Linked DNA regions of Mus musculus: region 1 is linked to region 2. A link is a contact called in ENCODE Hi-C or POLR2A ChIA-PET data. All regions are on one chromosome and are shown on one strand. The core of a region is the stretch at or near the end of the contact, and the rest is flanking DNA. Distances in the headings are between cores, read along the strand shown. Region 1 holds the start of Dpm2 (dolichol-phosphate (beta-D) mannosyltransferase 2). Region 2 holds the start of Fam102a (family with sequence similarity 102, member A).

Region 1 (2,797 bases), core at 253-2,752, 35 kb before region 2:
GAGGACGGCGTAGGCGCGGGGCAGGAAGTATTTGTGGATGACATGCTGGCTGTCAATGAATGGCTGGCACCAAGGGCAAGAGCTCTGGTGAGTACTGCTCACCTTACTCAGCCCCAAAGGGAAGCCGTCCCACCTCCCCCTGGCAGCACTGGATACTGAGGGCCCACCTTGATAGCATCCCCAAGCGTGGATATGTATCATAACAAGAGACCCACCATATTGTCTCTGTATTGTTGAATACTGCCTGGGCCTTGTGAGTGCTGGAAACCATCCTTTTTGATTTCTGAGGCCCTGGCTGACCTCACCAAGCTGCCCTCCCCCCTTCTTCTGCCTTCTGAGAACTCTAGGTCTTTTAAAGAGGTCTTTATTTTTTGATCATGCATTTGTGCCTGTGAGTCCAGGTGTACTTTCATCCAAGCCCTGGATCTCCAATCTAACTCCTAACACAACTTAAGCAGCAATGGCGTTCCGTTCCAGGGACTTTTGCTGGGTCTCCTGGAGCTGGAGTTACAGATGGTTGTAGCTGGCCATGTGGGTGCTGGAACTTGAACCCCAGTCCTCTGGAGAATCAGCCAGTTCTCTTCATCACCGAAGGTCAGCCCACCTAACTTTCCTCTCTGAAGGATACCAAGTACTGCAAGATGCCCCTTTCCAAGCACAGTGTACTTTAAAACAATAACTAACAAAATTTCCCACATTAAAGAGAGAGGCAGAGAGAGAGAGAGAGAGAGAGAGAGAGAGAGAGAGACTTGAGATGTTAATAAACTCCACCGGCGACTGCTACACCCAGGAACCTGCTGGCTAACCAGGAGGACAAACACAAAATAAAGCCTCACTGTGCGGCAGTTCAGAGGCTGAGAAACAGCCTTCTCCCCGAGTCTTAGCCTCCTCATCTATAAAATGTAGACACCATCTGCAAGCACCATAGTGTAGATTTCGTGAGATTAGAGCTAGCTAAACATCCAGACGCTGGCACACAGACGCTGATTAAGTCGCGTTAGGAAACTGGCTTAGAGATCCAGAGCAAAATGAAGGTGAGCGGGGTGGGGGTGGGGCACACATACCAAGAGAATCACCCAAGTGGTGTAGTAGGTGAAGATGATCAAGCTAACGGCGACAAGGCCAAATCCTACTGCTTGGTCTGTCCCGGTGGCCTGGAGAAAAATAAAGGCTCAGCAGGCGAGATGGCTCGTGTACAAGCACTAACGGAGGGTCGGAGCAGCCGGTTTACACTCCAAACCTCTCATTCATTTAGAACCACGGAGGGCTTACTAGAAGTGGCTCTCGGGTTTAGAAAGCCACGTCAGGCCTCGTGTCACCTGTCTGCAAGCGGTGGAGAGAGCGATCTGGGTTTGGAGAGCCCAACTCCATCTCCCAAGGAGACTCTTACTCAGAGCCCCGACCCCTGGTACCCTCAAATCACACATGTACTCCACCCCAGGCTCACCATCTCTCCAGCGTTCCGCCGGAGCAACAAAATACATCCGGTTCCTGGTTTAGGCCTTTCCGGCTTGTAAATCACGTGACACGCGGAGACTCGTCTGAGCTGACGTGCGGGCACTTTTCCCCGCCCTCCAGTGCATGTCGGGAAATGTAGTTTCTGCAGGGAACTGTAGGGCCGGGAGCTCAGACTTTCAGGTTTTTGTGGCTACATCCCTGTCAGACCCTTCCCAAACAATAATCATTTAAACATTATCCTACAGTCCCAAGCCAGAGTGAGATGTACCCCAGAGTTGGAAGTCCCGGAAAGGGATAGATCATAATGAGTTGGTTGTTGAAGCAGACATCAGAATTCAAAGGCTCTACATTCTGGCCTTGAAACTGTTAATGGAAGAGTCTGTATAGAATGACCACCACTGGCCTGGCCTATGAGAATTTCCACTGGTTGGCTTCCTAGGGAACTTTCTAGGCTTCCCTTCATTGTCCACTGCCAGAGGTTTCAGAATGGCCCTCTTAGAACCAAGGGGCGCTGGGCCAAATTATCTTTCATGCTTTTCTTCTGTTTCTCACCCAGAACACTACTCTCATGGCATATGGGGCTAGCTGCTGTAGATCCATTCTTCTCCAAATGCTACACCATGCAGGTTATCCATTTCTGCAACCAGAGGCAACAGCTCCCTCTTTGTGCCCTGACAGGTATTTTTAACCAGTTTCTTCGATGATTAGGACCAAAAGTGGGGCTTTAAGATCCCCGAATTGATGCTGGGCATGGTGGTGCATTTCTGTAGTCCCAACACTCTGGAGGCATGAGGAGTAGTAGGTCTCCTTAAACCTCATGGCTAAAGGAAACCTTATAAATACCAAATAAAAACGTTTTATTCTTTCCCCAAAACCAGAGTGAGACACCGTCTCAAACAAGAAGAGGTTCAGGAGTAACAGGTGTTCTCCGACCTTTGTCAAGTGCCCATTCATATTCATACAAACATGTGTGGACATATATGTAATATGTATGTGTGTGTTTGTGGTGAGCATTATGACTGGGGTCAGACTGGAGAACACTAACCTACTTTCCCCAGCATGTCATCTTACACATACATGGCTAACTCCTGTTAGCAGCCCCCAAGTCAACACGGTGATGAGAATGAAAAGAAACACCAACAAAAAGCAGTAACAAAAACATCGGCATTTAATTCCACCCCCAAACCAAACATTGACACTAGGCTGATTTCCCCATATGACATAATTTTCTATTATAAGCTGAGACAGATATGAACAGCCCACGGAATGGGGTGCAGTGGTAACCTGGTTAGAAAGGAATAACACAAAAGCAAATTCTCCCCACAGAAGAAGATGGGCC
Region 2 (3,036 bases), core at 115-2,614:
GTGGAGGGCAGTCACTCAAGAGGGGGCTGGGCAACCCAAAATCCAGCCACCTCCCGCAATCAAATCCAGGGAGTGCCTGGAACTGGGCTTTCCCAGCCAAGGGGAGAGAGCCAGAGAGCCCTGGCTGGCCCAATCTCTCAATCGTATGACAGCCACAGGAGCCAGCTTGGTGGCAAGGTGGCCTGAGACACCCTTACTTAATCCCTTAAAGTGAAAATCTCAGTCAGCTCTCTCCATACAAATCTGTAAAACGGGTGACTTGAAGAGTGCACGCAGGGCCCTAAAAGGTTTCTGGCTGGTCACCTGCAGACAAATGCCAGGCGCTCTGCCAGCTCACTCAGACCTAAGTCCTGCTTAGAGCAAATCTTTCCCCAGGCGGGCCCCTTGCCCATCCGTCCCTAGCTGAGTCTTCCACATTTGCCAAGTGGCTAGATCTCACTCATCAGCACTCCCCACCCTCCCCTGCAAACGCGAAAACCTCAATGCCTACCTGGACGACAAGCTGACAAAATCCCCGCCATCCAGCAGCCGGACCTTGCAAAAGAGGACCCCGTTCACGAAGGGGACCGCAGTCAGCTCCTCCAAGGTGAAAGTGGTTTGAAATTTAAATTTCTTCTTCTTCATCAAAAAAGCCATGAGCAAGTTCCCTGAGTCTGAAGCCCGCAGGGCCAAAAAGAAAAAGAAAAGAAAAAAGAAAAAAAGAAGGGGATACTAGAAAACCCCAGGATTCCTTTCCCGACACCACACCCCCCTCCTCAAAAACACCAGAGCTGGATCCAGTCCAGATGGCGGCGGAGGCTGCGGGCAGGAGAGGATCTGAGTTCGGAGCCCCAGGTCCAGTGAGCCGGCTGCTCTCACCCTCGGGGAACCCGGGCTCCACTGACATGTAAACAGCGAGGTGCGGCCCCGGCAGCGGGGGCTGGCGTGGAGGGCGGCTCGCAAGCGAGCAGCAGCATCCCGATCCGCGGGGCCCGGCGGACCGGTGAGACTGACGGAGACGGCCGGGCGAACCGCTGGAGACCCGGGCGGCGGCCCCGCCTCCGCCCCGCTGGCTGCCGTGGGAGGTGCCCAGGCGACGCACACGCCTCCGCACCTGGCGCACCGCGGCCTGCGCAGGTGAGGCCCCGGGAAGCGGAAGCCACCTCGGCGACCGACCCGGCTCTGCAGGGACCGCTTCGGGAGGCTCTGCCGGGCCGGGAACGTGTGCCGGTCCGCCTCCCGCTCAGTCCTGGGACCTACGCCGCTCCTGCCCTGCCCGAGTCTCAGGCGCCTTCCGACCCGGCCGGATGGCTTCTGCCTCGGTTAGCACCGCTGGAGCACAGCGGCGCCGTCGCCCGCACCTCCGGACGCAGCCGGCTGAGCCCGACGCAGCTCGGCGCTGCTCGGAGAATGCCGAAGCCCCGGCGCGACCGCCCGCGGAGCCGCGGCCGAGAGCAGCAGGGGCGGGGCGCGCGAGGCTCACAGCCAACCTGCGATTGGACAGGCCGACTGTACGAACACGAATTTCTATTGGCTGGCGGTGGCGTGGGGCGGGGCTCGCGGAGGCAGGGCCAGTTGAGGGCGCTCGGATTGGAGCGCTCGCGGGGCTGGACCCGCCTCCTTGAGAAGCGCGGTGGGGGGGGGTGCGGAGAGGCGGTGGGAGGTCGCGGGGTGTGGGGGCCGGCACTGGAAAGAACGGGAGGAGAGCGCGAGCCCAAGAAAAGGAGAAACAATGACTAGGGGAAACAATCTGGAAACTAGGGCTAGAACGGCCTGCCCGGATCCCGCCAAGACCTGAGCTCAGTGAGCAATGAAGCAGGCTGAGGAGGTAGCACCCCTGTTCTCAGGAAAACAATCGCAGAGGTGTCTCAAGACCTATGCAGGTCTTGCTCGCCTCTAAAAATGACAAGCATCTGTCCTGGCTTTGCCGCTCTTGAAGATCCATTGGAGCCCGGCAACCTTGTGACTCGGCCTGCCTGGTTCCAGGCTGTTATCTAAGGCTTTTGTTTAAAGTTTCCCGATAGTTATGGCAAAGGACACCTTGGGGACCTCGTACTCTCCAAACTATCGGCATTTTATGATTCTTTTTATCCAGGCCGCCAGTGTTTAGGAACTCTGTCCTGAGTCAGGCAGGCACCCAGTGGAAAGACTGGATCTGAGAGTCTGCTGAAGAACTCAAGTAGGGAGGTCAGAGGAGGCGTGTGCTTTCGGATTGGAACGGAAGTTCAAAGGATTCTGACACAAAGCCGGCCAAGCATCGGGGTACAGGCAGTGGCAGTCACTAGAGGCCTGCTGGCCCGGCAGCATGGTACTCAAAAAGTTTGTGGAGTATCCCTGGATGAATTCTAATTTGAGAGAACAGCAGATCAGGCTAGAATCTGGCCCAGTCTTGTAGACCAGAGCAAAGAAGGAGGCATCTCCTGGTTTTTTGAGCTAGATAGTGACTTGATTGTTCTGGCATCAGATAACTTGGAGGAAAGAAAATGGGGAAATGGGTGAGTGAAAGGCCGTTTTTGATCCGGGCAGGAGATAAGTTAAGGTCTGCTGGACTTCCCTGTGGAAAATTAAAGAGAGTTGGGCTGATTGGCATTTGAGATGTAAATTCTCTGCCGGACATCATGTTTGATACCATGCATGATATCATGTTTGGACATGTGCATGAAGACTTCCTGAGCTTACATTTCAGAAGCATGGGTGGCAATCTCTGCTCCTCATAATTGTCCCATAATGTGGAAAACGCAGTCAGATTGGAGATGAAACGAACCAATCCATCCAGACCTCCCTGATGTAGCTAGGCATCTCCTTTTGAAGGTGAGGAAGTAGAGGCCTGAAGGCTTTGTCTTTTAAAAAATAAATTACGTTTGTTGATATGATTGGGCACATGGCACACAGTGCAGTGAAGGGCAGAGAATAACTTAAGTTCTTCCCTTCTACCACGTGGGTCCTAGGGATTAAATTCAGGTCATCTGACTTGGCAGCAAGCATTTTTACCTACTGAGTCTTCTTGCCAGCTCCGACTGTGTTTAGTTTTTGTCTTTAGCCCAGGCTGGCCTCAAA

The links. Hi-C counts contacts between places; a loop is a spot of excess contacts on that map. ChIA-PET counts read pairs that join two places held with the same protein, here RNA polymerase II (POLR2A).
Region 1: a map of left cerebral cortex shows a loop between it and region 2 (6-fold over the local background). The contact joins the promoter of Dpm2 here to the promoter of Fam102a in region 2. A Hi-C loop is called at or near these places in 10 of 37 maps with a recorded cell type or tissue (gastrocnemius, heart, left cerebral cortex and 1 more). POLR2A ChIA-PET finds 5 or more read pairs at or near these places in 4 of 5 experiments (Patski and embryonic stem cell).

Annotation. Positions count from the first base shown.
Region 1 is chr2:32,569,563-32,572,359 of GRCm38, reverse strand. Dpm2 (dolichol-phosphate (beta-D) mannosyltransferase 2) reads right to left here and starts at 1,502. Exons shown (of 4, transcript NM_010073.2): 1 at 1,448-1,502; 2 at 1,065-1,154; 3 at 1-63. The coding sequence starts at 1,450. It overlaps Fam102a (family with sequence similarity 102, member A), which reads right to left. Exons shown (of 11, transcript NM_153560.4): 11 at 2,610-2,797.
Region 2 is chr2:32,533,687-32,536,722 of GRCm38, reverse strand. It overlaps Fam102a (family with sequence similarity 102, member A), which reads right to left and starts at 1,364. Exons shown (of 11, transcript NM_153560.4): 1 at 491-1,364. The coding sequence starts at 636.